2 separate regions of the Homo sapiens genome follow, and region 2 is linked to region 1. Evidence: chromatin loops called from intact Hi-C (ENCODE). Cell type or tissue: HepG2. All regions are shown on one strand. Links, peaks and the distances in the headings refer to the core of each region. The heading gives the core; the rest is flanking DNA. Region 1 overlaps NUMBL (NUMB like endocytic adaptor protein). Region 2 overlaps CYP2B6 (cytochrome P450 family 2 subfamily B member 6).

Evidence for each region. A loop is a pair of places that touch in the nucleus more often than their neighbours do. Peaks named below come from ENCODE experiments on the same cell type or tissue, not always from the same donor. Only the 100,000 strongest peaks of a DNase experiment are listed, where the experiment ranks them.
Region 2: a loop joins it to region 1, with 6 times the contacts of the local background. A loop is called at or near these places in 2 of 110 quality-filtered maps.

Annotation. Positions count from the first base shown.
Region 1 is chr19:40,651,358-40,666,927 of GRCh38, reverse strand. It overlaps NUMBL (NUMB like endocytic adaptor protein), which reads left to right. Exons shown (of 10, transcript NM_004756.5): 10 at 1-1,023. Among named protein-coding and RNA genes, the nearest start is that of NUMBL, 32 kb to the left of the region's middle. RefSeq lists a silencer at 3,731-4,010 and an enhancer at 14,641-14,690. In HepG2, for the core only: a CTCF peak has its summit at 3,993 (motif pointing left); a DNase peak (open chromatin) is centred at 3,957; H3K4me3 peaks cover 969 bases; H3K27me3 peaks cover 2,206 bases.
Region 2 is chr19:41,017,537-41,033,366 of GRCh38, reverse strand. CYP2B6 (cytochrome P450 family 2 subfamily B member 6) reads right to left here. Exons shown (of 9, transcript NM_000767.5): 9 at 14,969-15,830. It also overlaps the pseudogene CYP2A7P1. Among named protein-coding and RNA genes, the nearest start is that of CYP2B6, 34 kb to the right of the region's middle. RefSeq lists an enhancer at 6,184-6,712. In HepG2, for the core only: CTCF peaks have their summits at 7,275 and 9,970; no DNase peak of the experiment used is centred there; H3K27me3 peaks cover 808 bases.

The DNA.
Region 1 (15,570 bases), core at 1-8,000:
TTCCTTGGGCCAAGGTCTCATGGGGGCTAGGGCCAAGTTGGGGGCCCAGGAGGCGGGGAGGGAGGAGGAGGAGAAGATGCGCAGTTACCTCATGTCGGTGCCCGCTGGGGAGGGGTCCGGGAAGAAGGGGAAGGGGTGCCTGGCGGGTACTTTTCTATCTTTTATTTCCAGATTTTTTTTGTATCTAAACTTGAAGATTTGTATTATACAAGGACAGCCAATAAAGGAAGAATATAATGGTGCCCCTCGGGAAACGAGGGTGTGTGTAGGGCGCTGGTGAGGCCCTAGAACCTTTCCTCCTGAGTCATGGACTGAAACAGAGTCAGAAGGATGTCCCTGAGTGATAACCTCTGAGTCATAGCGTGGTAACAGGTACCACTGACTCAGCACCTGCCAGGCGGGTATTAAAGGAGCCAAAATTAATCACCCCATTTCTATTCCTTACAGAGTTAGAATCAAGGAATAAAAAACAAATATTATGAACTGCTGGCTGGGCACAGTGGCTCACGCCTGTAATCCCAGCACTTTGGGAGGTCGAGGCAGGCAGATCACTTAAGGTCAGGAGTTCGAGACCAGCCTGGCCGCCATGGAGAAACCCAGTCTCTACCAAAAATTCAAAAATTAGCCGGGCGTGGTGGCAGGCGCCTGTAATTCCAGGAGGCTGAGGCACAAGAATCGCTTGAACCCAGGCAGCAGAGGTTGCAGTGACCTGAGGTCACACCATTGCACTCCTGCCTGGGCAACAGAATGAGACTCTGTCTCAAAAAAAAAAAACAAAAAAAAAAAAACTACTTCTAATTAGCTCAATATTAATATTTTAACAAGTTGGGTTGGTAACAGTATATCTTTGCCCATGCTGGCAAATTCTTGTTTTGTCAGCATTTTCCATAACTCTGGCCAAAGTGTCACCTGATGTGGCAACGTTTTACAGTCTTGCTATTGTTTCTTGAGTCCTTTAATCTATAAGATGTATTTTTAAAAATATATAACATATAAATTTTGTTTCGTTATAGCTCTTTAAAATGAGGTGGTTGATTTTGTGCAGTCCAATATTCTATTCCCACTGGATAGATGGGGAAGTTGAGTCAGTGGCCCACGGTGATACATTTGATTAGTGTGGGCCAAAGTCAAAGGCAGTCGTGAAACCATCAGGCTGAGGCCGGGCACTGAGGTGGCTCTCACCTGTAAGCCCAGCACTTCGGGAGGCCAAGGTGGGAGGATCGCTTGAGCCCAGGAGTTCGAGGCCAGCCTGGGCAACATAATGAGACCCTGTCTCTACAAAATAATTTTAAAATTAGGTGGGCGTGGTGGCATACGCCTGTAGTCCCAGCTGCTGGAGAGGTTGAGGTGGGAGGATTGCTTGAGCCTGGGAGGTCCAGGCTGCAGTGGTCCGTGATGCAGTCACTGCACTCCAGCCTGTGAGGGTGACAGCGTGAGACCCTGTCTAAAAAAGCAGACAAAACAAAAGGCTGGGCGTGGTGGCTCATGCCTTTAATCCCAGCACTTTGGGAAGCCGAGGCAAGTGGATTACCTGAGGTTGGGAGTTCGAGACTAGCCTGGCCAACATGGTGAAACTCCGTCTCTACTAAAAATACAAAACTTAGCCAGGCGTGGTGGTGGGTGCCTGTAATCTCAGCTACTTGGGAAGCTGAGGCAGGACAATCGCTTGAACCTGGGAGGCCAAGGTTGCAGTGAGCCAAGATCACGCCACTGCACTCCAGCCTGGGCAACAGAGCGAGACTCTGTCTCAAAAACAAAAAAGCATCAGGCTGTGAGGGAACAAGCCTAGGGGTCTGCCCTCTATAGCGTTTCCATTACATCCCATTAACCTGCTTGTGGACTCCAGGACTAGGAGACCTAAGACAGCTCTGTCGGGGTATGACGTTGGGGGAATGTCCCAGGCAGGGAGCAGAGGACCCTGCCAGAGATAAGCCACACTCTCACCTCCAAGCTTTTGCATTTGTCATTCTTTCTGCCTAGAACACCCTTTCCTTCATGGTGACACAGCACTTCCCAGAAGAATGCTACTCATTCTTTAGGACTCCGTTCAAATACCTTTTGTTAGAAGGTGACCCTCTTCCAAGGCCCTGAGCCCCATCCTATCCTTTCATTAGGATTTATTTATTTTTTGAGACAGAGTCTCACTCTGTCGCCCAGGCTGGAGTGCAGTGGTGTGATCTCATTGCAGCCTCCACCTCCTGGGCTCAAGCGATTCTCCTGCCTCAGCCTCCCAAGTAGCTGGAACTACAGATGCCTTGCCACCACACCTAGCTAATTTTTGTATTTTTAGTAGAGACTGGGTTTCACCATGTTGGCCAGGCTGGTCTGGAACTCCTGACCTCAGCGATTTGCCCACCTCGGCTTCCCAAAGTGTTGGGATTACAGGTGTGAGCCGCCGCGCCCAGCCCAGTATTTTTGCTATTATTATTTTGGAGGCAGGGGTCTCACGCTGTCACCCGGGCTGGACTGCAGTGGGGCAATCATAGCTCATTGCAGCCTTGAATTCCTGGGCTCAACCAATCTTCCCACCTCAGCCTCCTGAGTAGCTGGGACTATAGGCGTACACCACTATGCCCAACTGATTTTTAAATTATTTTGTAGAGATGGGGGTCTCGCTATGTTGTCCAATCTGGTCTGGAACTCCTGGCCTCAAGCGATCCTCTTGTCTCTGCCTCCCAAAGTGCTGGGATAACAGGCGCCCGGCCCCATCCTACCTTTTTGGTCTAAGTTCAGACGGCTCTTCAACCCCCCCAGACTGAGTCAGCAGCACCCACTCTCCCCTTGGATCCTACAGGCCCCTCTCCTCCCCTATCCCAGCCCTGACCCATCTGCCTGTGCCTCCCCCGTCCTCTCAATGACTCATTCTGGGCTGTCACTATCTGGTGGCAGGTCTGTCTGCCTCACTGGACTGTGAGGGAGAAGGGGGTCTGGGGCGTCTCAGTCACTTCCCCGTGCCAACACAGGGCCAGGCACAGAAGAGGCAGCCTCAGTGTTTCCCCTCTGCAAACCACTAGGAAGTGAGAGGGGCAGAAACGGCCTAGGACTGGGACAGAGAGGATTTGAGCAACTGGAAGGATGGGGAACTGAGGTCAGAAGCACGCAGCAAATCTGGGACACAGTCAAGGCACCCCCACCCCGTCCCTGACTGATCTCTTCGTTCAACCACCCTTCCTTGCGCCCAGAGCAGCCTTTCTCAGAGCTGCCCCCACAACGGTTCCCGCGGATGCAGATGGAAGGGGGCCGTCCCGGGGAGGACCTCCCACAGGCTCCTCTTGGCCCATTTCCCATCTTCCCTCCCACGCCCAGGATGGAGACTCTGGCTCTCCACGGAGCTTTTCGCTCCAAAGAGGCCCTGGAACCCGGATCAACCGCCCACTCCCACTTCTCCAGGTTTCAGCCCGCTAAGAATAGACCAGGGACATCGCACTGGAAAGCCCCGCCCTACCCAGGAACCCCATCCCACACAAACGCCTATCGAGGTCATTTTGGGGGAACAGGAGGACGTCCCCCTGGGGCCGGTTCTGCACTCCTCTCTCCCGTTCTTTGGGAAGCTCCGCCCTCCGTTGCAGCCCCGCCCCTCGCGGCCGCCCCCTTTCCCGGAACCGCCCCCGGCCGCGCAGGCTATTTTGATGCATTCCACGGGTGACAGAGCCGGGCGCCCCCACCCCGCTTCCTGTTGGGTGATTTTGTTTTGTTTTGTTTTGTTTTTTAAAGCTCCACCCCCAGGAGGCCACAGTTTCTCCGGGAGCCGGCCGCGCAGGACCGGGGACAGCCCTGGCCCCTCGCTGCACAGCGCTGGGACCGCCCCACGGAGCGCGGCGTCTCATGCTCCCTGGGGCCCGCTGCTTCCACTGCCCTGCGCAGGGCCACGCGCCACCCCGGGCTGCCTGGCCGTAACCTACCCCGTCCACCCTCCAGGCGCGCTCGCCGACCTCCCGCACCTGTGGGGCCACGTGGTTGCCGGGAGCGCTCCTCTAGCGTGGTGAAGCAGCGCCCCCTCGTGGTCTTGCGCTCGCGGCGCCTGGGCGGCCGCCCCTCCAAGACTTTGCTAAGGCAGGAAAAGTGTTTAAGAAAAATTAAAATTGTGCTGGGCGCGGTGGCTCACGCCTGTAATCCCAGCACTTTGGGAGGCCGAGGCAGGTGCATTACCTGAGGTCAGGGGTTCAAGACCAGCCTGGCCAAAATGGCGAAACCCCGTCTCGACTAAAAATGCAAACATTAGCCGGACGTGGGGGCGGGCGCCTGTAGTCCCAGCTACCCGGGAGGCTGAGGCAGGAGAATCGCTTGAACCCGGTAGGTGGAGGTTGTAGTGAGCCGAAATCGAGCCACTGCACTCCAGTGATAGAGGGAGACTCGGTCTCAAAAAAAAAAAAATTGCTGTCGCATTCATGAACATTATACTTCAGGCCCTGGCTCAGCCATTCACCCCTCTGGGAAGTCCTCCCTGACTGGTCGGGCGCCTCCTTTGGGCTCCTATGGTTCCTTATGCTCCTCAACTGGGCCTGTACCTCCCCGCCCTGGCCCGGATCCGTCTGCCTGTACATCTCCCATCTGGACCTCGACCCCTTTGCCCTCTGCCTGCACCTCACCAGTCCCCGCCCCGACCCCTCTGCCTGTGCCCCCCATTCCAGCCCAACCTCTCTGCCCGGGCTTCCCCCATCCTGGCCTCCCACCCCTCTGCCTGTCCCCTCCCCACCATCCCGCCGTGATGGCTCTAGGCTGTCACTGTCTATAATGGGTCGGCGTCCCCGCCCTGCACAGAAAACCTCATGAGGGCAGGGAAGAGAGCTGTCTTGATAACTACTGAGTCCTCAGTATTACCAAGGTAACATTTATTTCCTCCCTCAACACTGGTTTTGTTTTAACAGCTTTACTGAGGTATAATCTACCTGTCATAAAATTCACCTATTATAAGTGATTTACTGATTTTGGGTGATTTTACAGTTCTGCAGCCATCACAGCCAATTCAAGAACATTTCCATCACTCTGAAAAGATCCCTTCTGCCCATTTGCAGTCGCTCCCTATTCCCTGTCCCAGCCCCAGGCAACCACTGGTCTACTTTCTGTCCCATACATATTCTCTTCTTCATTTTACAAGCATTTTCTGAATATTTATTTTTATCAGCTATTGAGGGCTGAGGGTACACAATGAAACTCACAGGCCCTGCCTTCAGGGAACTCAGAGTCTGGTTATTGTAATAGCTGATGGGAAAATATGTCCATGCACTAATTTCTTCATTCATTCAAAAAACATTTATTGGCCAGGCACTGTGGCTTGTGCCTGTAATCCCAGCACTTTGGGAGGCTGATTGGGGAGGGTCACTTGAGGCCAGGAGTTCAAGACCAGCCTGGAAAATATAGTGAGACCCCCCCCCCCACCCCGATCTCTACAAAAAAATTTTTTTTTTTAATTATCAAGGTGTGGTGGTGCACACCTATAGTCCCAGTAACAGGAAGCTGAGGTGGGAGGATTGCTTGAGCCCAGGAGGTCGAGGCTGCAGTGAGCCATGATTGTGCCACTGCACTCCAGCCTGGGTGACAGAACAAGACCATCTCTACAGAAAAAAAAAAAAAAAAAAAAAAGAGAGAAAAAGAAGGGTCTTCCAAAAATTCATGGAAAATGTGTATTATGAAAAAACTATGCATGGAGTTCAATTTTTTTTTTTTGCACCAAAATAAATTCATACTAACTTGTTATAACTTGTCTGAACAGGACCTAGTTTGAGACACTAAAATAAAACATCAGATTGAAAAGAGCCCCTATCAGAGCAACACGAATTCTAAAATTGAAGCAAGAACAAGCATCAAATTGATGGTGAAGCTTGGGTGGAAGAATGATGAAATCATTGATGTTTTCCAAAAACTTGACAGTGCCCCAGAGAAATCAGCCATTTACAAATGGATAACTCGTTTTAAGAAGGGACAAGTTCGGGCGTGGTGGTTCACGCCTGTAATCCCAATACTTTGGGAGGCTGAGGCCAGCGGATCATTGGAGCTCAGGAATTCGAGACCAGCCTGGGTAACATGGTGAAACCCCATCCGTACAAAAAATACATAAATTAGCTGGGTGTGGTGGTGCACACTTGTAGTTCCAGCTACTCAGGAGGCTGAGGTGGGAGGATCACTTGAGTCTGGGAGGTAGAGGTTGCAGTGAGCCGTGATTGCGCCACTGCACTCCAGCCTGGGTCATGCTGAAGATGAAGCCCACCGTGGCATACCATCCACATCAATTTTTGCAGAAAAAAATTAAATTTGTTTATGCCTTAATTAAAGAGGACTTACAGTTAACAGCAGAAACAATAGCCAACACCATAGACATCTCAATTGGTACAGCTTACACAATTCTTTTTTCTTTTTTTTTTTTTTTTTTTTTGAGACAGGGTTCTCATACTGTCGCCCAGGCTGAGTACAGTGGTGAGATTGTGGCTCACTGCAGCCTCAACCTCCTGGGCTCAAGCGATCCTTCCACCTCAGCCTCCGAAGTAGTTGGAACTACAGGTGCGTGCCAGCACGTTCAGCTAAGTGTCACACGCGTCCCTGTGAAGAGACCACCAAACAGGCTTTGTGTGAGCAACAAGGCTGTTTATTTCACCTGGGTGCAGGCAGGCTGAGTCCAAAAAGAGAGTCAGCAAAGGGTGGTGGGATTATGATTAATTCTTATAGGTTTTGGGATAGGCGGTGGAGTTTGGAGCAATGTTTTGCGGGCAGGGGGCGGATCTCACAAAGTTCATTCTCAAGGATGGGAAGAATTACAAAGAAACTTCTTAAGGGTGGGGGAGATTACAAAGTACATTGATCATTAGGGTGGGGCAGAAACAAATCACAATGGTGGAATGTCATCAGTTAAGGCTATTTTCACTTCTTTTGTGGCTCTTCAGTTGCTTCAGGCCACCTGGATGTATACGTGCAGGTCACAGGCGATATGATGGCTTAGCTTGGGCTCAGAGGCCTGACACTAAATTTTCGTATTTTTTGTAGAGATGGGGGTCTCATTAGGTTTCCCAGGCTGGTCTTGAACTCCTGGACACAAGTGATCCTCCTGCCTCATTCTCCCGAACTGCTGGGATTACAGGCTTGAGCCACCTCACCCGGCCTCAGCTTACACAATTCTGACTGAAATTAAAGCTAAACAAACTTTCCACTCGATGGGTGCCAGAACGGTCGCACCCAGATCAGCTGCAGAGAAGAGCAGAGCTTTCCATGGACATGCTAAACAAGTGAGATCGAGATCCTAATGCATTTCCTTGAAGGATTGTAACGGGAAATGATACATGGTTTCACGGGTGCAATCCTAAAGACAAATCGTAATCAGAGAATGATTGCCAAGAGCGGGGAAGTGATCCAGTCAAGGCAGAAGCACACTGGTCAAGAGCAAAGGTCATAGCAACAGTTTTTGGGGATGCTCAAGGCATTTTGCTGGTTGACTTTCTGTAGGGTCAAAGAATAATAAGATCTGCTTATTATGAGAGTGTTTTGAGAAAGTTAGCCGAAGCTTTAGTAGAAATAAGCCTGGGAAGCTTCACCAGAGAGTTCTTCTCCAGCATGTCTACGCTTCTGCTCATTCTCCTCATCAAACGAGCAATTTTACAAGTTTTGATGGGAAATTATTAGGCATCCACTTGGCAGTCCCAATTTGGCTCCTTCTGACTTTTTGTTTCCTAATCTTAAAATCTTTGAAGGGCACCCATTTTTCTTCAGTTAAGAATGTAAAAAGACTGGGCTGGGCGGAGTGGCTCACGCCTGTAATCTTAGCATTTTGGGAGGCCAAGGAGGGTGGATCACCTGAGGTTGGGAGTTCAAGACCAGCCTGACCAACATGGCAAAACCCTGTCTCTACTAAAAAAAAAAATACAAAAATTAGCCAGGTGTGGTGGCTCATGACTGTAATCCCAGCTAGTCGGGAGGCTGAGGCAGGAGAATCACTTGAACCCAGGAGGTGGAGGTTGCAGTGAGCCGAGATCATGCCACTGCACTCCAGCCTGGGCAACAAGAACAAAAAAAAAAGGCCTGGCACAGTGGCTCACAACTGTAATGCTAGCACTTTGGGAGGCCGAGGCGGGCAGATCACCTGAAGTTAGGAGTTTGAGACCAGCCCGGCCAACTTGGCAAAACCTCGTCTCTACTAAAAAAAAAAAAATTAGCCAGATGTGGTGGTACATGCCTGTAGTCCCAGCTACTCAGGAGGCTGAGGCAGGAGAATGGCTTGAACCCGGGAGGCAGAGGTTGCAGTGAGCCGAGATCATACCACTGCACTCCAGCCTGAGCAACAGAGTGAGATTCCATCAAAAAAAAAAAGAAAGAGAAAATGTAAAAAGGCTGCACTGACATGATTAAATTCCTGGGACCCTCAGTTATTTAGGGATAGACTAAATGGCTGGTATAATGGTTTACAAAAGTGTCTTGACTTTGACCTTGATGGAGTTTATGGTGAGAAATAAAGATTTTTTTAAAATTTTTATCTCTTAATTCCATTCTCCATCAACTTTTTGAATTCCCCTCATAACACAATAGCAATTTGTAGCTCATACCTATAAGCTTAGATAGCATACAGTAGCTCATACCTATAAGCTTAAGTAGACATTTACATAACTTTTAGATATCTATAGTACGTAGATAGCTACAGATCAATGTAGATGTCGAAAGAGAAAGAGCGAGACCAGGCCAGGTGGTTCACGCCTGTAACCCCACTGCTTTGGAAGACTGAAGCAAGGGGATCGCCTGAGGCTGGAGGTTCCAGACCAGCCTAGACAACATAGCAAGAACTCATGTCTACAAAAAAATTCTTTTCATTAGCTAGGTATAGTGGCACACACCTGTAGTCTGGGCTACTCGGGAGGCTGATGCAGGAGGGTCTCCCGTGCCTAGGAGTTTGAGGCTGCAGTGAGCTATGATCGAATCATCGTACTCCACCTGGGCAACAGAGAAAGACCCTGCCTCTTAAAACACAAAGAAATAGGCCCAGCACAGTGGCTCACGTTTGTAATCCAAGCACTTTGGGAGGCCAAGGTGGGGGGAATCACTTGAGCCCAGGAGTTTGAGAACAGCCTGGGCAACATGGTGAAAACCCGTCTCTACAAAAAATACAAAAATTAGCTGGGTGTGGTGGTGGGCACCTGCAGTCTCAGCTACTCAAGAGGCTTAGAAGGGAGGATCGCTTGAGCCTAGCAGGTTGAGGCTGTAGTGAGCTGTGATCACACCACTGCACTCCAGCCTGGGCAACAGAGTGAAACCCCATCTCAAAAACAAACAAACAAACACACACACACAAACCAAAACAAAAACAAAAACACAAAAGGCCAGGTGTGACGGTTCACGCCTGTAATCCAGCACTTTGGGAGGCCAAGGCAGGCGGATCACCTGAGGTCAGGAGGTCAAGACCAGCTGGCCAACGTAACAAAACCCTATCTCCACTGAAAAATACAAAAATTAGCTGGGCATGGTGGTGGGTGCCTGTAATCCCAGCTACTTGGAAGGTTGAAGCAGGGAGAATTGCTTGAACCTGGGAGGCAGAGCTTGCACTGAGATCGCACCATTGCACTCCAGCCTGGGTGACAGAGCAAGACTCCGTCTCAAAACAAAAACAAACAAAAAACTGCAAAAACCTAGTGAATCCATATCCACAGTATATTATTATATCTTCTACTTTTCTTGCAATTCTTTTGCATGTTTAGAAATTTTCTAAATAGAAGGGTGGGGGTAGGGGTGTGGTAAGCATCTGCCTTAGAGGAAAGCAGGAATTGTCCATGAGTGGCATATGTGGAATGAGGAGAGGAAGTGCCTCCATATTGCCTGGGTTTCTGGCTTGAGGTCCCAGGTAGAGACATTTTTGAGACTGGGAAGATTGTGATCGTGGAGGGGAATAGGTGTGAAGGGGAAAAATCAACGGTTTAAGAATGACCACCAAGTGTTGGTCAGAGGCTTGTCAAGAAAAAAGAAACCACATGAAGTATTTCAACAAGAAAATTGAATGTAAGGATCTACCTTTCAAAGCAGGTGAGTCTCGAAGGCACTGGAATGTGTGGCTGGAGCTCTGAGGAGGGGGTGGGCTGGGGCCAGGCACAGAAGATACCAGGGATGTATTCATTGCAACACAGGGAGGGTGGATGGACAGCTGAGTAAAGACAAGACCCCTCTCTGGGTACAGCTGTGTAACTGAAGGCAGAGGCATGTGGAGAATGGGTTGTCTTAAGAGTGGGTCAGCCTGGGGCACACATTTCCTTTTCTGAGCAGTGGCCCAGCAGGCTCTAGAATGGGGTTGAGGCATAGTTTCCAGAGGTTTTTTCTTTTTAGAAGTCACCTGCTTATTATTTTTTGCTTTATGCACTCATAGGAGAGTGAAGATGAAAAAGATTATGAAAGAGAGAAATTGATTCACTTTTGAGGATCCCCAGGGTTTTGGAACAATCTTTGAAAACCCCTTCAGTCACAATATTTTGTGGCTCTCTCTTAACTTGTGCAGTTAATCCATAATGGTTGGGGTTTCAGCAGGTTTGCCATTATGACAAGTGCTGTGGTGGACATCCTTGTTGCTAAATTCTTCTGTACACATGAAATCATTTTTTTTAATTTTAAAATTTCTTTTTTTCCTTTATTTTTTATTTTCTTTCCTTAAATACTCTCCTATTCCAGAATAAAACCATCTTTTTTTTTTTTTTTCTCGAGATGGAGTCTTGCTCTGTCACCCAGGCTGGAGTGCAATGGCACGATCTTGGCTCACTGCAATCTCTGCCTTCTGGGTTCAAGAGATTCTCTTGCCTCAGCCTCCCGAGTAGCTGGGATTACAGGCCTGTGCCACTAGGCATGGCTAATTTTTTGTATTTTTAGTAGAGGCGGGGTTTCACCACGTTGGCCAGGCTGGTCTCGAACTTCCTGACCTCGTGATCCACCCACCTCAGCCTCCCAAAGTGCTGGCATTACAGACGTAAGCCACCACGCCAGGCCGAATAAAACCATTTTTAATTGACTTATTTATCCTCCCCACCCCTTTTCAATGACTTGGAAATCAGGATGTGTCTTATAAATGATTATGTGTCATAGTTTAACTGGCAGCTGTTTTTTCTCCCCTGGGGATTTGAAGTGACAATGCATCTTGGCTGGGTGTGGTGGCTCACCCTTGTAATCCCAGCATTTTGGGAGGCTGAGGCGGGTGAATCACTTGAGGTCAGGAGTTTGAGACCAGCCTGGCCAACATGGTGAAACCCCATCTCTACTAAAAATACAAAACTTAGGCGTGGTAGGGCACACCTGTAATCCCAGCTACTCAGGAGGCTGAAGCAGGAGAATTGTTTGAACCTGGGAGGTGGAGGTCGTAGTGAGCTGAGATCGCACCACTGCACTCCCACCTGGGCAACAGAGCAGGACTCTGTCTCAAAATAAAAATAAAAAATAAAATAAAATAAAATAAAAAACAATGCATCTTACCTTTGATGGCTTCTTGGATTTGAATGATTACTGTAATAACAGTAATACTCAGCGTAAACACCCACATAACACTGTGTGCCAAGGTAACTCTTATAACAACGCTGAGAGGCAGATACTATTATTGTCTCCATTTTCCAGAAGAGAAACTGAGCCACAGAGTGGTTAAGGAACTTGGCCCAAAGTCACACAGCTAGAAAGCAATGAAGGGGAGCAGAACCCAGAAAGTGGCTCCAGGGTCTCTGTATTTTTAGGGTTTCCAGTAGATAGTACAAGATGAGCATTATGGTTAAGATTCCTCCCTCCTGGGCCAGGCGCAGTGGCTCACGCCTGTAAATCCCTGCGCTTTGGGAGGCCAAGGAGGGTGGATCACCTGAGGTCAGGGTTGACCAGCCTGGCCAACATGGCAAAACCCCGTCTCTACTAAAAATACAAAACGTAGCCAAGTGTGGTGGCAGGTGCCTGTAATCCCAGCTACTAGGGAGGCTAAGGCAGGAGAATTGCTTGAACCTGGGAGGCAGAGGTTGCGGTGAGCCAAGATCACACCCCTGCACACCAGCCTGGGGGACGAGAGCAAGACTCTGTCTCAAAAAAAAAAAAAAATTCTTCCCTCCTACTCCCCAGCTTTGTTTGTACACAAGGGACCCCTTCCAGGCCACAGATAACTGAACCAAAGTGATATTAACCCATCCAAAGGGGCCCTTTTGACATGCACTATCTCCTACATGGCTGCACGTTGAACATACCTAACCATCCCAGGCTTACAAATGCTTTTAGAGCAAGTTTCAAAGTTTGGTCCAGGGTTTCCTGGAGGTCCCTGAGACTTTGTCCACAAAGTTAAAATTACTTTCTTTTTTTTTTTTTTTTTTGAGATGGAGTCTTGCTCTGTCGCCCAAGCTGGAGTGCAATGGCGCAATCTCGGCTCACTGCAAGCTCCGCGATTCTCCTGCCTCAGCCTCCGGAGTAGCTGGGACTACAGGCGCCCGCCACCACCCCCGGCTAATTTTTTTTTGTAATTTTAGTAGAGACGGGGTTTCACCATGTTAGCCAGGATGGTCTTGATCTCCTGACCTCGTGATCCGCCCGCCTCGGCCTCCCAAAGTGCTGGGATTACAGGCGTGAGCCACCGCGCTCGGCCAAAATTACTTTCATAATAATTCCAGGACTTTTTTTGCGTATTTCAATCTCATTCACTTATGAGCATACAATGGCTCCATGACATGTGATGACATAATTGCTCTGCCAGTGTGTGCTTGTGGATGGCTGGATTTTAATATTGTCAGTTTTAGCCTAGGCAACACAGCAAGACTGTGTATACAAAAAAATCAATAAATTAGTTGGGTGTGGTGGTGCACACCTGTAGTCCCAACCACTCAGAAAGCTGAAGCGAGAGGATCACTTGAGGCCAGGAGTTCGAGGCTGCAGTGAGCTGTGATCATGCCACTGCACTCCACTCTGGGCAACAGGGTGAGACCCTGTCTCAAAAATCAATCAATAATAAAAAATTTGTTTAAATGGCCAGTTTTAAGTTCTAATATGGTAAATATCAATAGCTATAACCCACACAGGCCGGGCGCAGTGGCTCATGCCTGTAATCCCAGCACTTTGAAAGGCCGAGGCGGATGGATGACCTGAAGTCAGGAGTTGGAGACCAGCCTGGCCGACACGGTGAAACCCTGTCTCTAATAAAAATACAAAAAAATTAGCCAGGCGTGATGGCGCACACCTGTAGTCTCAGCTACTCGGGAGGCTGAGGTGGGAGGATTGCTTGAACCTGTGGGGCAGAGGTTGCAGTGAGCCAAGATCACACTATTGCACTCCAGCCTGGGCGACTAGAATGAAACTCCATCTCAAAAAAAAAAAAAAGTTATAACCCACACAAATAAAAGCTGTTTGGGGTCCTTGATACTATTAAGAATGTAAAAGAGTCCTAAGACCAAAAAGTTCCAGAACAGTTGCCTATAGCAACATTTCCCGAGTCACTGTGACAGTCCCTAAAGGATCCCACAGATCCCCAAACATTTCCCCAGGCCCAGGCCCTGGATGACAGTCACAGCCATGAGCTGCCGAGAGCTCTTTGGGATCAAGACCTTTCCTTCAGGTTCGTACTATGATGTCAAATTGGATTTTTCCCAGAACTTCCAGAATTGCTACTACTGCCCAAAACTGAGGACAAAAGTGGCCAACTACCCCAGAGCCTAAGTTCGAGGTCACTGCCATTATAACCAGCCACTTACCCAAATAAGTTACTGAGAGGACCCAAGGCTGTCCAGAAAAGGATAGAGAAGAGAAAGGAAGCATCATCCTGTTTGGGGGGAAAATGAGAGAGGAAAGTTCTCAAGAGAGGCTACACCTTTCCCTCCCCATGAACTTTGTGGGTTTTTTTGTGTATTTGTTTGTTTGAGACCGAGTCTCACTCTGTCGCTCAGGCTGGAGTGCAGTGGTGCGATCTCAGCTCACTGCAACCTCCACCTCCTGGGTTCAGGTGATTCTCCTGCCTCAGCCTCCTGAGTAGCTGGGACTACAGGCACATGCCACTATGCCCGGCTAATTTTTAAATTTTTGTATTTTTAGTAGAGACGGGGTTTCACCATGTTGGCCAGGCTGGTCTTGAACTCCTGACCTCAAGTGATCCACCTGCCTCGGCCTCCCAAAGTGCTGGGATTATAGGTGTGAGCCACCGTGCCTGGCCTGAAGGCTATGTTTTTAAATGAATGAAAATGAGAGAAATATTAAAGACTCTAGCAAAATTGTCATTAAGTTTCCCTGTAGCCTTTATCCAACAGGAAAAAGGAAATTAACAATACATTTATTTTTAAAAATAAAAATAATAGACAGGCCGGGCGTGGTGGCTCACTTCTGTGAGCCACCTTTGGGAGGCCGAGGTGGGTGGATCACTTGAGGTCAGGAGTTCAAGACCAGCCTGGCCAATATGGGGAAACCCCGTCCCTACTGAAAATACGAAAATTAGCCGGGTGTAGTGGTGCGTGCCTGTAATCCCAGCTACTCCGGAGGCTGAGGCACGAGAATGGCTTGAACTGGCAAGGTGAAGGTTTCAGTGAGCTGAGATCGCACCACTGCACTCCAGCCTAGGAGACAGAGCTAGACTCTGTCTCGAAATAATAATAATAATAAAGACACAGTCTTGGGGCCAGCTGTGGTGGCTCATGCCTGTAATCCCAGCACTTTGTGAGGCCAAGGTGGGTGGATCATTTGAGGTCAGGAGTTCAAGACCAGCCTGGCCAACATGGTGAAACCCTGTCTCTACTGAAAATTCAAAAATTAGCCAGGCAGTAGTGGTGTGCACCTGTAATCCCAGCTACGCAGGAGGCTGAGGCAGGAGAATCTCTTGAGCCTGGGAGGCAGAGGTTGCGGTGAGTGGAGATTGCGCCACTGCACTACAGTCTGGGCGACAGAGTGAGACCCTGTCTCGAAAACAATAAATAAATAAAAAAGACACAGTCTTGGATGCTGTGATTTTGGATCATAGTCTTGGAAAACAATAGATAGCAGGTAGAGAGCAGTCACTGCAGAACAAATGGAAACTGTCATGTTTTTGATCCCAAGGGATTGAGATTTCTCAATAAACTATTTCTGTTTAGAACAGGGAGTTGGAGCTGTGCCCAGGTGGATGTTATTGGGCACAGGCTGTATAGAGGTGGGTCTTAAATCAGTACCAGTAAAAGCCAGATGTAACTTCCAAAGATGGTGGCAACAATGTTTCCCAGCCCATATATTCCTCTAGAACTTTGATACCCCTTCCATTGGGAAGTGGAATTTGTGTAAGCTCCCCTTACATCTAGGCAGTTTGTGACTTGCTTGTAACCAAGACTATGTGGCAGAAGTAATGCTGCATGATTCCAAGGCTAGATCAGAAGAGATAAGGCCCCTTCCTTTCCTTCTTTCCTTCCTTCCTTCCTTCCTTCCCTCCTTCCCTCCCTCCTTCCCTCCTTTCTTTCTTTCTCTCTCTTTCTTTCTTTCCTTCCTTCTTTCTTTCTCTCTTTCTCTCTTTCTCTTTCTTTCTTTCATTTCGATGGAGTCTCACTCTGTCGCCCAGGCTGGAGTGCAGTGGCGTGATCTCGGCTCACTGCAACCTCCGCCTCCCAGGTTCAAGCGATTCTCCTGCCTCAGCCTCCTGAGTAGCTGGGACCG
Region 2 (15,830 bases), core at 6,961-14,960, 360 kb before region 1:
TAGAAAAGTGCAGTATTAGGGTGGAAGTGACCCGATTTTCCAGGTGCCATCTGTCACCCATTTTCTTTGGCTAGGAAAGGGAATTCCCTGACCCCTTGCACTTCCTGGGTGAGGCGATGCCTTGCCCTGCTTTGGCTCACGCTCTGTGCACTGCACCCACTGTCCTGCACCCACTGTCTGACAATGCCCCATGAGATGAACCTGGTACCTCAGTTGGAAATGCAGAAATCATTCGTCTTCTGCGTCACTCACACTGGGAGCTGTAGACTGGAGCTTTTCCTAATTGGCCATCTTGGCTAGACTCTCCCCCATTTCTTGTATCTTCATATACCTAGTAATTTGAGATTTCATCCTGGATATTACAAGTGATAAGTTGGAGAGACCATGGATTCCATTATGTTCTGTTGAAAAATACTGATTTTGGTTGTTTGTTTAATTTGGAAAGCAGTTAACCTGGCTAATCTCAAACCCTCAGCTCTGAAATCTCAATTAAGTTCCTTTAGCCTTAGCAGGGTACCTGGAGTTCTCCAGCAAATAAGTAGTTCAACAATTGGTCAGAAATTTGGACAGAGTTTATTTACAGAATTTGGGGCTCCCCCTCTCTGGCTCTTTCCTTTTTGCAATTCTACCACCACTATCAGTAGATGCTATAATCACCTTGAATTCTGTCCTCTGGTTCTTGAAGTCAAAAAAATTAAAACATCTCTATCTGGGATTAAGCCACCCCACAAGGCACTTTCCAGGGTCTGCCTTTAGGCCGAAAGCATTAAAAAAAACACCCAAAATAGGAAACCTGCTTCATCCAACCCCCTTCAGTATCTGCTGCTTTCGTTCACTCTCCAGTAATTTCAGAGAACTGGGTTCTTAAAAATGTTTTCTTCAGAGTTAATAGCTGTTATTCACAGGATGCTTGATCCAATAGAAGCTACTCAAACATTACCAGAAGAAACTCTCCAGACACTTGGATACTGACACCTTCGCCCTGTGATTTAAAAAGTTGTTCATCCCTGTCATCTACCCAACTTCTTTCCTACCTCTCTACTCTAAGCCCTGACATTCTACTGGTAGGGAAGCCCTTTATGGCCAGGAATGTGAGCTATCCAAACACTCAGGAAGAAAGAATCTTGACTTTCCTCTCTTCTTTGACCTTCTTCACTCTATTTCAGCCAATACTTCCACAGGCCCACCTTTATCCTTGTCATCACTCTGAAATATGAAACACAGACATTTCACTCTCCGCCCACAACATCTAGTTTCCCAACTCCTGCACTGTCTCACTGCCAATGGCCTGAGGGGTATACCAGCTGACCGTATCTTTGGTTAATCTTCCAAAGAATGCAAAAACTAGAAGTTGAAGTCTCCCTCCTATTAAAAGACTTTTTTTCCCCCTGACATTTTGGAATCTTTTGTTATGTGCTTACAGGGAAGTTTTTCAAGAACCACAGGAGATTAGGGGCAATTTTCTGATGTTTCATAAAGAAAACAGGTGGGGCTTGGCAGTCCAGGGTGGTGGTTGACAGCATGGACTTGACAGTCACACAAGGCCGTACTCCAGCTCTACCCTCATTCATTGTAGAACCCAAAGCAAGGGACTTCCAATTTTGGGAGCCTTATCCAACTCATTTGCAAAATGAAGATGATAAAACCAACCTCACAGGCTTACAGTGCAGCGTGTAATTAAGATCATGCTCATAAAAAGCTTCACATGGTTTTTTTTTTTAGAAGAGAAATGGATCTGGGCTAGGGATATTTTTGAATCCAGACACAGAGAGGTACAGGCAAATACCACATGTTCATGTGTACACAACAGGGCCCACATGCCTGCATACAGACACCAAAATGTATGCATAAAACATCCAAACACTTATATGTAGTCACCCAGTTGTGCATGAATCCACACAAATGTGAACATGCAGCCATACATCAGGTTGGACAAAGAAATGCACGTCATAGGTACCCCCCAAGTGGCATAACACAAAGCATGCACTCAGGCTACATGCACAGACAGACAGAGACTGGCAAACATTCAGGAAAGGTGGCAGGAACACACATGCACCTCATCAGGTACTCACAAAGATGTGCATGTGTAGACATAAGTTGGAATGGATGCCCACTTATCAAGCACAAACACACACTCCACAAAGCCTGGTGCATGCATAAATTCATCTGTCAACAGGGACATGCTGAAACATACATGCACACAGGAACCTCAAACATGCACTCAGACTGACACACACACAGACAGACGTATAAATAAGGATAAACATGGCAGAGGCATCTAGGAGAAACCACTGGACAAAATCATGCAAAGTTGCAAAGTTGCAGGAGCACACAGGGCAGTTAAGGGTAAGGTTGACTTGCAGGGAACGAGAAAGAGGAAGACAGAAAGACAAGATCAGAGAAAACGGGAGAGAGACAGGTGAGCAAAGTCCTGTGCAGGGCTCCAGGCCCATCCAGAGTAATCTGAGGGCCTAACACTGGCCTTTCTTCCTGCGGATACTGCTTAACTCAGCGCCATGCTCTAGGAGGCAGCCTAAGTTCAATTTCCTATTCACAGCTTCATGGGTAAGGCTTGGCTATGCTAAGGAAGGGATGTGGAGAGAGGTTCCCAAAAAACTCTGTCTCCCTTCCCCCTTCTCAAAGGAAAAGTTTTGATAACGTTAGAGCAGAGAATTGTAAAAGCCAGGAGGGGGCTTAGAGAACATCTCGTCCATTCTCTTCAACATACAGATGAATAAAAACAGCTAATATTCATTGAGCACTTACATGTACCTCCCCTGCTTTGACCCATATACTTCTCACCTAAATAGCTGAAGAGCTAGGAGCTGTTTTTGGCTCCATAAGGTTCAGAGAGACGAAGTCAGCTGTTCAAGGTCACACAACAAAGACGGGATAAGGTTTGGATTCCAATCCATGCCTTAACCTTGCTCTTAACCACTGTACCATCCATCCAGAAAGGCAAACAGAGGCCCAGCAATGGAAAGGGATTTTCCTGGGTTCACCACTAACTCACTCTGAAAGCCTGTACCCGCACCGCCACTGGGACAAGTCCCTCCCACTTAATTTCAGACACCGTTCTCTTACTCCACACTTCAGAGTAATCAACAAGGCCAAAATTGCTTGAACTCTATGTCCCCAAATACTAGAGTTCTCCCAACCTGACTCTCCCCACCCCCACCCTGGCCAGGTCATGGCAGCCTGTCTGAACACTCAGTGCCCTTCCTAGTGCCAAACTCACTGAGAAACAAACTCTCCAAATTTCTACCTCTCTCCTTTTTAAGAAACAAGGGAGAAGAGGAAGGACCCAGGCTTGTGGCCAGCCCAAGTGCAGGCTGGTGACCAGGATTAGATGGATTGATGTCTGCCCAGCTGGTGCTAATCCTCCTTCCCACCTCTTCCCCCACAAAATCAATAAACAGCTTTCCTCTCTCTGCTTTGTTCTCTGCTCTTTGATTCCTCCACACAGGTCTCAGAGCTCAACAGCCAATTTGAGCCAGTTAGAGCCAGTCCTGGGAGTGTCAACCTCACCCACATCCACTTGTCCAAATTTGGTGACCTAGAGGAGAGGTGCAACCCTGGAAGGACCAACCATCAGAGCCTGTCCTGTGGCCATCTGGGGCCCCTCTCAGGATCTGGCTGAGGCTCATCTCAGACCCACATAGGACCAATATCAGCACCTGCCTCATGCTCATGTCACAGCCCACTGGGACCAACCTCAGACCCTATATGGTGCCATTCTTACGCCCTCCTGAAGCAGGACACACTTATGCCCTCAATGAAACCTGAAACAACACACAGAGCCCTCTTGGCACCAAACATGACTTCAATATTCTCCTGGTATCAAGTTCAGTACCAACTTGTTTCCCATCCTCGCATACACCTGGGGGCAGTCCCAAAGCCAACACGATGCCTTTCCCTCCCTGAACACACCTGATGCTGATATCAGAACCCGCCAATGTCATCAGTGTGTCCACTGCTGATGCCAGTCTCAGCACTCACCTCCTGCTAAGCCTGGCCTGCACTTGACTCCCAGGGTGATCTAGGCCAGTCAATGACGGGGGATGAGAAGAAAGTTCACATCCCAGCTCCCTCACTTATTCCCTGTGTGACCTCACTCAAGAGGATTTATGGAGTCTAGATCTGCTCATCTTCAAAATGAGGATGATCATGATGAACAAACCTCACTGTTACAAAGATTCGACCAGATCATACACACCTAGACTTAATCTTCCCATATACGACCATGCTCACCAAAGGGTAACTGCCCCGTTTACTAAGGAAGAATTTCCCTGAGGGAAGGACAGGAGGGCTACTCATCCCTTCTCCACTCACACCCACCCCAGGATCTACCTCTGTGCCTAACACTGGAGTTTACCCCAATCTCTTCTGCGATTGTTCCCTCTGCCTGCTAATAGTAGTAGCCCCTGACAAAGCAGGAATCGCCCTTAAAGGAGACTTAACTCACCCTCAAATATGATCTTTTCCTAAATACTCCCTTTCTACTGGTGGGAAAACCAAATCCAGAAAGGGGAACTAAGTACTCAGAGCAGGAGAGATGGGAGTTCAGGGCCACTCATGCATGTCCCCTGCCTACTGTCTGTTTTCTGTCCTCTGTAGACCCTTATATAAAATGAGAAAGATAAACAACAATCATAATATTAATAGGGATGATACAATCAATCTAGTGGGTTTCCCTAAGGATCTGGGTTGGAAACCAGTGGAGGTCTTTGTAAATTACAACCCTTGGGACACTTGAGCTTTTTCCACCATTTGGGGGTTGTTGTTACTATTTCTCCAGACCTGGCCAATCCCTCTGCCAACTGATAACACAAGGTACTCTTCTCCAGGTGTGTGGAAATTTCCCTTGAAATATGGCTCTGGTCTTCCACCCCTTTGCCAACCAGAGATGGTCAGTGGAGTTTCCATGGCACCCATCCTGGCCTCACTCTGAGGTTCCAGTGAGGATTCCGGGCATCAAGAGACAGCTCTGGGCAAAAGCAAAATCAAGTCAGCCCCTGGGCCCAGTGCTGGGCTGCTGGGCTTTCTGGGACGACCTACTGGGCTTGCTACACACTCCTCCTCCCAGAAACTCCACACCCACAGCCCTGGGTCTTCCTAGCCCCAAGACTCTCAAGTCCATATGCCTGGAATCCCCCCTCCTGAGACCCTTAACCCTGCATCCTCCACAACAGAAGACCCCCAGATGCACAGCCACACTTCCATCTCACCCTAATAAAACCCAGACCTTTGCATTCTTCTCCTCGGAACCCCCAAATCCACAATTTTGGGGTGCATTCTCACTCCCAGATCCCAAATCCAAAGCCCAAGTGCTCCCCTATGCAAATATTCCCAACTCCTTTGTTCTACAGCTTATCTGTTGCCCGCTCCTAAATCCACAGCCCTGGGGCACCCCTCCTGAGGTACCACAGATTTAGTCGGGAGGTACCCTCTCTGTTCAGCTTCCCTGGGGTCCCCCTCCTCCTCCTTTGCTGGTTGTGTCCAAAGCTAGGTGGGGTTCACGGAGAGGATGTAGTTGGGAGGTGAAATGAGGTGATTTTATAACCAGCCAAAGTCCACCCCTTTTTTTCAGGCAGTATAAAGGCAAACCACCCCAGCCGTCACCATCTATCATTCCACTGCCACCATGCTGGCCTCAGGGCTGCTTCTGGTGGCCTTGCTGGCCAGCCTGACTGTGATGGTCTTGATGTCAGTCTGGCAGCAGAGGAAGAGCAGGGGGAAGCTGCCTTTGGGACCCACCCCATTGCTCTTTATTGGAAACTACCTGCAGCTGAACACAGAGCACATATGTGACTCCATCATGAAGGTGTCCCAAGGCAGGGAGATGGGTGGCACGGGGTGGGGGCTGCCCAGTTGGCTGAGGCTTTGTGGCAGGGGATTGACCAGTGTGGACCAGAGTCTTAGGAAAGGGAGTTTTGGAGTTTCAGCATCAGGGTCCTAGGCTGGAAAGACAGGATCTTGGGATGTCCAGCTCCCTGACTGTGAGAACCTGGGGGCAAAACATCCCAGTACATGATATCTCGGTGCTGCGCCCATTCAGAGTGGGGGCTGCTCCCTCTAACCACTCCCACCTGCCTCCATCAGATCAGTGAGCGCTATGGCCCCGTGTTCACCATTCACCTGGGGCCCCGGCGGGTCGTGGTGCTGTGCGGACATGATGCCGTCAAGGAGGCTCTGGTGGACCAGGCTGAGGAGTTCAGCGGGCGAGGCGAGCAGGCCACCTTCGACTGGCTCTTCAAAGGCTATGGTGAGGGGGTGCCCAAGAGGGGGAAGGTGGCCAGGCCGACTCGATGGCCTCCGTGTCCCCAGCCTTCTCCCTGACTCTCCTGCCCACTGAAGGCTGCGGCAGAGCCCCCTGTCTGGCCTTCGCTCCCCAGCTCCCTTCATTGCGGCCTCTCCCTCTTGCCTGTCTCCAGCATCCCTGTCCCTGTCCCTGTCCAGATTTCTCCCTGCCTCTCTCACTGGAGTCTCCTCTTTCCCCATCTCTGAGGACAATCCTGGGTTTCTGTTTTCCAACCCTGGTTCTCTGTCTTCATTTGTCTTTTTGTCCTTCTCAGCTTCTGTGCTTCTCTGAGTTTCTCCTCTGTCCACTGACCTCTCCTTCTTCTTCCTCTGTCTTAGGATTTCGCGGTATTCCTACTTCCACATCTCCAGCCTCCTCTCCTGATAACAGTCTCTCCTCCTTCCCGACCGTCTCTGTTTCTCTTTCCGTAGTTTTCTGTCTTCACCAGCTCAGCTTAGGAGTCTTTCACCATTTTTACGCTTGAACCTGGAAGGTGGAGGTTGCAGCGAGCGGCCAAGATGGCGACAATGCACTTCAGCCTGGGCGACAGAGCGAGAATCCGTCTCAAAAACAAATAAACAAACATACAAACAAAAAAGACTCTTTCACCATTTTTATTTTCTCCTCGCAGATCTCCCCATACCTCACTTCCCCCCCTTCCATCATCTTCTCCCATCTCTGTCTTTTTCTCTCCCTCCTTCCCTCCCTATGCTCCATGGAGTGTCCCGTCTCCCTCTGTTCTGCTGTGCATCTGTCTGTCTGGCCTGTCTCTTTTCTGATCCTCTTGTTCCTGTTCGGTCTCTGTTTCTCTCTGTGTTTCTCTGACTGAGTTTGCAGTTCTCCTGCGCGAGGCTTCTGTGCCTGTTCCCACGGCCTGACCTCTCCCCACCCCTGCGTTCCTCTCCCAGGAGTGACCTGCCGCACCTGGGAGCGCACCAAGCCGCTCAGGCGCTTCTCCATCGCCACCCTGCGGGACTTCGGGGTGGGCAAGCGCGGCATCAAGGAGGTATCCAGGAGAAGGCGGGCTTCCTCATCAAGGCCGTCTAGGGCACGCGCGGTGAGCAGAACACCCCGAGTGTGGAGGCGGGAGAAGGAAAACGCCCAGGGCGAGGAACCCGCGCGCGTTCTGTCTGGGGACCGGGCCTTGGTGGGGAAAGGCGCCCGCGCTCCCAGCCCTGTAGTCTGGCGCTGGGAATGTGGCTCATCAGGGCAGTGCCTCCTGGAATTCTCAGACTAGCATCAGAGCTCTGAGTTGACTCTCTTCCCAACCCCCTTCTCCCCCAATACACCGCCACACCCGCAAGCTCCAGCATCTATCCCACCTTCTTCCTAAGCCGTACCACCTCCAATGTCATCAGCTCCATTGTCTTTGGGGACCGCTTTGACTATGAGGACAAAAGTTCCTGTCACTGCTGTGCATGATGCTGGAAAGCTTCCAGTTCACGGCACCCTCCACGGGGCAGGTAACCGGCTGCAGCCTGGCTGTCACGCCCCTACCACAACCTGCCAACTGCTCCCCTACATGGGGACAGGTGCCCCAAACTCCCACCCCCCTCCAGACAGTGTCCCCTCAAAATCAGCCCCCAATATTGGACAACCGGAAAGTTGCACCAGAACCCAGGATGGGTGCCCAATACCCAGTCTCCAAGGACACCTGGATAGCTCAACAGATGATCCCCAAAACAGAGCCTGAAGGCAGGATGCATACCCTCAGCTCAGCTCTCTCACCTGGGCACATGTTCCCATCCCCAACTTACCATAATTTCTAACAGATGCTCCCTACCCAGTTCTTCTGAATATTTTAACACCTGGACAAGTGACTGCCTCAACCCGCCTCCTGCATACCTGAACACCTGGTGCTGCAAAATCCAGCCCATCATAATCATTTCACATCTACACAAATGTCCCAGATTAGCCCACTGGAATATCTGGCCAAGCGCCCTCTACTTCACCCACTTAAATACCTGAAAACATGGACAGGTGCCCTAACCAATACCCTAAACACATAAATATCTAGACAGATTATTCCCCAGACACCCAAATAAGTGTTCCCCAACCCTTTCCAATCACACACCTTACAGAGGTGCCCCCAGTGCATCCCACTTGGATAGGTAAACACCTCAACAGGTATCCCCTCCTCTTCAACATCTTCACCAGCCCCACTTTAATACCTGAACATCTGAACAAAAGCCCCCAATCCAGACCCAATAAGTATCTCGGTAGTTGTCTTCAACCAGGCCCACCTGAATGCCTACATACCTAGACAGGTGACACTCCCCTCATACCAGCCCCGTCTGAGTAGCTAAACAGTTGAACAGGTGTTTTCCAACACATCCTGCCTTGAATGTCTGAACACCTAGCTGTGCGCTCCAATCCACCTTCATTGAAACCTGGATGTGTGCCTCAGTCCATGTTACCTAAATTTCTGGACAGTAGCCTTCTCACTTAACCCTCATGAAGACTTACATATATGTTCCCATCCAGCCCCACTGAAATACCTAAACACCTGGGCAGGTAGGTGCCTTTAACCCAGTGCCTTTCTTGCTCTGACACAGGTCCCATTCCCATCAGTTCCTGCCTCCTGACAGCGGTCCTTCCCTTCCCATCCTCTCTCTGCAACCCCAGCTCTATGAGATGTTCTCTTCGGTGATGAAACACCTGCCAGGACCACAGCAACAGGCCTTTAAGGAGCTGCAAGGGCTGGAGGACTTCATTGCCAAGAAAGTGGAGCACAACCAGTGCACGCTGGATCCCAATTCCCCACGGGACTTCATTGACTCGTTTCTCATCCGCATGCAAGGGGTACACCCCAGCAGCCAATGGGAGGAGCTGCAAAGCCAGGCAGAGGGAAATCAGGCTGGCAGTGGGGAGGGCAGACAACACAGGCCCATTCAAATTAGCCCCTGTCATAATAATCCTCACAATCCCAACTATATCAACCATCGCTGTTCCATCTACTGAGCCCTCACCCACAGGCAGGACCTGTGCACGTGAATTAAAATAGCAAGCACTTCTACAGAACTACCATGTGCCAGGCACTGCATTAAGTGCTTTAAGATAGTATCCCCTATAGCACTCACAACAGCTCTTGAAGGAGGTTCAATCACGGCCTCAATTTTACAAATGAGGAAACTGAGGCCCAAAGAGTATAAGTGGCTTACCTGAGGTCACACAGAGAGGAAGCTGAGGTCCCCCAAGCTCAAATCCTGGTCTCTCTGAGTCTAAGGCTGGTGCTTTTTTTGAGACAGAGTTTCGCTTTTGTCACCCAGGCTGGAGTGAAATGGCGCAATCTCAGCTCACTGCAACCTCTGCCTCCTGGGTTCAAGTGATTCTCCTGCTTCGGCCTCCCAAGTAGCTGGGATTACAGGTGCCCACCACCACACCAAGCTAATTTTTGTATGTTTAGTAGAGATGGAGTTTCACCATGTTGGCCAGGCAGGTCTTGAACTCCTGACCTCAGGTGATCCAAGGGCTGGTGCTTTTAGCCACCACACTCTCTAACCTATCATGCCCTGGTTATCAGACACACCTCTGTGGACAGGTGACCTGGCTTTACATTGCAGGGTCCCCACCTCCATCTGGATGTCAGTTTCTCATGTGGGAAGGCTTAAGAGAGTCTGAAGCTCAGGGATAAAGGATCGAGCTCACACCAGCAGGGGCCTCCCTCACCCACCTCCTGCTCACACCAGCAGGGGCCTCCCTTACCCACCTCCCCTCTCTGAGGTGTAGCCTAGTATTTCTCCAGCTTGGAAGTTCCTGTTAGAATCTACCCTTGAGCCACCAGCTGATACTCCCTTAACTACAAAGCACCCAGTACCTGCGCCCAGGCAAAAGGGAAGGAAACATCATACCCCTTTCAGAGGCAGGGAAAACCAAGGCCCAGAGTGAATCAGAGATTTATTCATCTAAGGTCACACAGCAGATTCTTCATATCCCTAAAAAGTAGATGACGACACAGCAGTCATATTTACGAGTGTATCTGGAGGAAGGAGCACCTAAACCTCCCATTATTTTTCTAGTACCTCTTGTGTACCAGGCCCTGACAGACCTGATCTCTTTTAATCCCAACAACAAGTCTCAGTGATAATCATTACAGCTCATTCTTACAGCACACAATGATATCCCAGACACTTTTTGCAAGTGCAAAAAGCTCTTTGCACATACCTCACCGAATCGTCAAACAGCCCCACATGAGAGGTGCTATGATGATCTCCGTTTACAGAGGCAGAAATAAGGCACATGGAGGGCTAAAGTCACTTCTCAAAGGCACCAGCAAGGAGCTGGGATTCAACATCCAGACAATCTGGCTCCAATCAGTGATATTATCTCCTTCATTCCTGAGAGACAGAAAGCTGAGAACTCTAAAGATGTGGCCCCCAGATTTGGAGAAGTGGGAGTTCTTATACAGGCATCAAAAGATCAACCAGAGGAGCCAATGAACACCCTGAAATAGTCCTGCAGCTGGGTGGCATCGTGCCCACCTAGAAAAACTCCGTGCAAGTATTTTGGACCCCTTGAAGGCTCAGCTCTTATTTATTCTACAAATATTTATTGTGAACCCTACCATGTGTCAGGCACTTGTTTCAAAGGGTGGGGGAACCCACAGGGACCAAAGCAAACCATGACAGCAGTAATACTTAAATAAATGAGAACCAGCCAGGTGCAATGGCTCACACCTGTAATCTCAGTGCTTTGGGAAGTCAAGATGGGAAGATCATTTGAGACCAAGAGTTTGAGACCAGCCTGGGCAAAATAGCAAGACTCCATCTCTCCAAAAAATTTAAAAGCCAGCCAGAGGTGGTGTCACACACCTGTAGTCACCACTAATCAGGAGGCTGAGGTGGGAGGATTGCTTGAACCCAGAAGTTGGAGGCTGCAATGAGCCATGATCATACCACTGCACTCCAGCCTTGGTGATATGGTTTGGCTGTGTCCCCACCCAAATCTCATCTAGAATTGCAGCTCCCATAATCCCCACGTGTTGTGGGAGGGACCCGGTGGGTGATCATTGAATCATAGGGGTGGTTTCCCCCATACTGTTCTCATAGTAGTGAATAAGTCTCATGAGATCTGTTGGTTTTATAAGGGGAAACCCCGTTCTCTTGGTTCTCATTCTCTCTCTTGCCAGCCACCATGTAAGACGCAACTTTTGCCTTTCAGCATGATTGTGAGGCCTCCGCAGCCATGTGGAACTGTGAGTTTATTAAACTTTTTTTCTTTATAAATTACCCAGTCTACGGTATGTCTTTATCAGCAGCATGAAAATGGACTAATACAATGGACAATAGAGCAAGACTCTGCCTCTATAAATAAATAAAGACAGACGGATAGATAGATATATGATAGATAGATAGATGATAGATAGATAGATAGATAGATAGATAGATAGATAGATAGATAGACAGGAAATAAGAACCCTGCCTTCCTAGAGCTGTCATTTTAGCAGGAGAAGGCATTATCAGAGCCAATGCCTTGTTGCTCCTGGAAGGTTCCAAGCTTGCTTTCTTACCTCTGGGTCTTTGACCTTGCTGTTCCCTCAGCTGAGAAGGCTTCTCCCCACACCTTCCCATGGCCAATTCTCAGAAGTCTTCTCAAAGGAGCCCTCTCTGACCACTCAATCTGAAGTAATCCCCATGGAACCCTTGTACACTGTTGGTGGTAATGTAAATTAATAGAGCCACTTTGAGGAACAACATGGAGTTTCCCTAAGAAAAAGAAAAAAAAAAGTAGAATAGGCCAGGTGCGGTGGCTCATGCCTGTAATCCCAGCACTTTGGGAGGCTGAGGTGGGCGAGTCATCTGAGGTCAGGAGTTCAAGACCAGCCTGGCCAACGTGGTGAAACTCCATCTCTACTAAAATTACAAAAATCATCCAAGCGTGTCGGCAGGTGCCTGTAGTCCCAGCTACTCAGGATGCTGAGGCAGGAGAATCGCTTGAACCCAGGAGGTGGAGGCTGCAGTGAGCTGAGATCATACCACTGCACTCCAGCCTGGGTGACAGAGTAAGACTCCATCTCAAAAAAAATGAATAAAGAAATAAAATAAACAAACAAAAAGAAAGAAAACCACTAAAAATAGAGCTACCACACAATCCAGCAATCCCACCGCTAAATCTATATCAAAAAAAAGGAAATCCGTATACTGAAGAGATATCTGCACTCCAGTGTATTTTGCAGCTCTGTTTGCAAGAGCCAAGTTATGGAATCAACCTAAGTGTTCATATGGTGCCCATACAGAAGGGAGTACTATTCAACCATTAAAAAAGAATGATATCCTGCTATTTGCAGCAACATGGATGGAACTGCAGGACATTATGTTAGGTGAAATAAGCCAGGCACGGAAAGGCAAACTTTGCACATTCTCACTCATTCGTGGGAGCTAAAAATTATGACAATTTAACTCATGGAGATAGAGTAGAATGATGGTTACCAGAGACTGGGAAGGGTGGAGGTGAGGGACTGGGGATGGCTAATGGGTACAAAAATAGAGTTCGATACAATGAATAAGATCTAGTTTTTGATAGCACAATAAGGTGATGGCCGTCAGCAATAATTCATTGTACTTTTGTTTGTTTGCTTGTTTATTTTTTTGAGATGGAGTCTCACTCTGTCACCCAAGCGGGACTGCAGTGGCACAATCTTGGCTTACTGCAAACTCCACCTACCAGGCTCAAGCAATTCTCCCGCTTCAGCCTCCAGAGTAGCTGGGATTACAGATGCATGCCACCATGCCTGGCTAATTTTTTTTTGTATTTTTGTAGAGACAGGGTTTCACCATGTTGCCCAGGGTGGTTTCGAACTCCTCAGCTCAGGCAATCTGTCTGCCTCAGCCTCCCAAAATACTGGGATTATAGGCATGAACCACTGTGCCCAGCCTGTGGTACATTTTAGCATAACAGAGGGAATATAACTCTAATGTAACACAAAGAAATGATGAGTGCTTGAGGTGATGGTTACCCCATTTACCATGATGTTATTATTATATGTGACTATACACTTTATGCCTGTCTACATTGTATGCCTGTGATTATACATTGTATGTCTGTATCGAAATATCTCACTTACCACATAAATATATACACCTGCTATGTAGCCACAAAGATTTTTAAAAATAAAAATAATTGCATAGACTCCTCAAACCCCAATCTCCAGTACTTTTCTTGTCTTGCTCCACCCCAGGACCACATCTCAAAGCCTCAAGTCTATCAGAATTTCACCCTCCAGTCTGTCTCCTCTCCATTTCACCTTATAAAATTCCAGAAGCTTCTGTAGTTAATATATAAGCCAGAAAGGAATTCCCAAGCTTGTCTGTGGAATCCCACCCAAAGTACGACCCCAACTGCCTTGCTGCCTGTGAGCTGTTTCCCGTCTACCCACCTCCTCCTTTTCCATCCCTTCCACACTCTCCCATCTCACCACCTGGACAGACTTCAGAAAGCCCTGTGGTTTATTTGCAAAATGCTCCCCCAGGAAGGGCAGAGGCCAGGGCCTAGGAGAGAGGCAGCCCTGGGAGGTGGGATGGCCCCAGAACCAGAGTAGCAAGAGGCCACTGGGGACAATGAGGAGTGAGAAGGCTGAGGGCACCGTGGTCCTCATTCTTCCCGCCTTCCATTCTGCTGTCGCTCTTAAAAGACATGTTGCTCTGTTTGTTATTTCTGTGGTTGGTGAGGGAATGTGTGCCATGCATTTGTACTGGCAGAGTCTCTGTTAACTCTTCAGAGGCTACAAGGAGCCCAAAGATGGCAGATGCTGCAGACGCCAAAAGGTTAGCATCTCAGGGTGGAGTCCCAGGGCCAGCTTCCCACTGGCCACAGGCTGGCTGATGTATCCTTGTGATAATGATATTAAACTTGCAGCACCTCCCTCAGGGAAGGGTGGTGGTCCTGCTGGTGGAATGTTTGGAGGCTGGATTTATTTATTTATTTATTTATGAAACGGAGTCTCACTTTGTCACCCAGGCTGGAGTGCAGTGGCGGGAACTTGGCTCACTGCAACCTCTCCCTCCTGCATTCAAGCGATCACCCTGTCTCAGCCTCCCGAGTAGATGGGACTACAGATGCACACCACCATGCCCGGGTAATTGTTGTATCTTTTTTAGTTGAAACACGGTTTTTGTATGTTGGTCAGGCTGGTCTCGAACCCCTGACTTGAAGTGATCCACCCGCGTCGGCCTCCCAAAGTGCTGGGATTATAGGCATGAGCCACCGCGTCCAGCCTGGAGGCTGGATTTAGAGTGGTTCCACTGCAAGAATAGCGCTAAGCTTTATCAAAAGGTGGCATTGCAGCACGGGGTATCGAGAGTAACTGGTAGGCAGAATGGGGGCATCCTGGGCCCTTTGGGGATGAGAATTTATTCTGGACCTCACAAGAAAGTGGGATATGGAGGAGATATAGTCTGATGGAGGAGGCCTAGCTCCATTTTGGGTGGGCTGTGGGGGTAGGGGGTGGCTGATTTAGCCACTCATTCATTCATTCCTCACCAAATATTTTGAACACCTGTCATATGCCACACGCTGTGTTGAGAGTACAGGGATGAGCAAGACAATGGTTTGGCCCTTCACAGAGTTGGCATTGAGGTGAGAGAGGCATTCTCACCAACATTCCTTCCAGAAAAATCCCTAGAGACCCGACAATAAAAGAATCACACACAAAATGGCACAGATCACCTCTTGACGTGGGGAGGTCAGGCTTTAGAGATGTTTATTTAATTCTCAGCAGATTTGAAGGAACATATCAGGGAATCCAAAGCACCAGTGCAGAATCCCACAGCTCAGGGAACCTGGGCCAAGGGGGCTTTTTGATAGACGGAAGCAGTAGGAAGAGGCAGCTGGGAATGAGGACTGGGGAAGACTACAGCAGTGTGTGACTGTGGTCTACAACAGGCATGAACCTCAAAAATAGCATTCAACATGAAAGCAACCAGACACAAAAGATCACATATTATGCCTGTAATATCAGCACTTTGGAACACTGAGGTGGGTGGATCACCTGAGGCCAGGAGCTCACCACCAGCCTGGCCAACATGTCCCTACTAAAACTACAAGAAAATTAGCCAGGCATGGTAGTACATGCCTGTAATCCCAGCTACTTGGGAGCTGAGACTGGAGAATCTCTTGATCTTGGAAGGCAGAGGTTGCAGTGAACAAAAATTGCACCATAGCACTCCAGCCTGGGAGACAGAGCAAGGCTTAGTTTCAAAAAAAAAAAAAAAATCAAATATTGTATGATTCTGTTTATGGGAAATATTCAGAATTGGTAAGTCCATAGTGACAAAAACCAGATTGACAGGGGCCGAGATGAAAAAGAGAATGGGGTATGGGGAGTGACAGCTTGATAGGTATGGGTTTTGTTGGGGGAGAGATAATGAAAACATTTGGAGCTAGGAGAATCACCTGACATCAGGAGTTCAAGACCACCTAAAAATACAAAATTTAGCCAGGCGTGGTGGGGGACGCCTGTGATACCAGCTCCTCCAGAGGCTGAGGCAGGAGAATCACTTGAACCCAGGATGTGGAGGTTGCAGTGGACAGA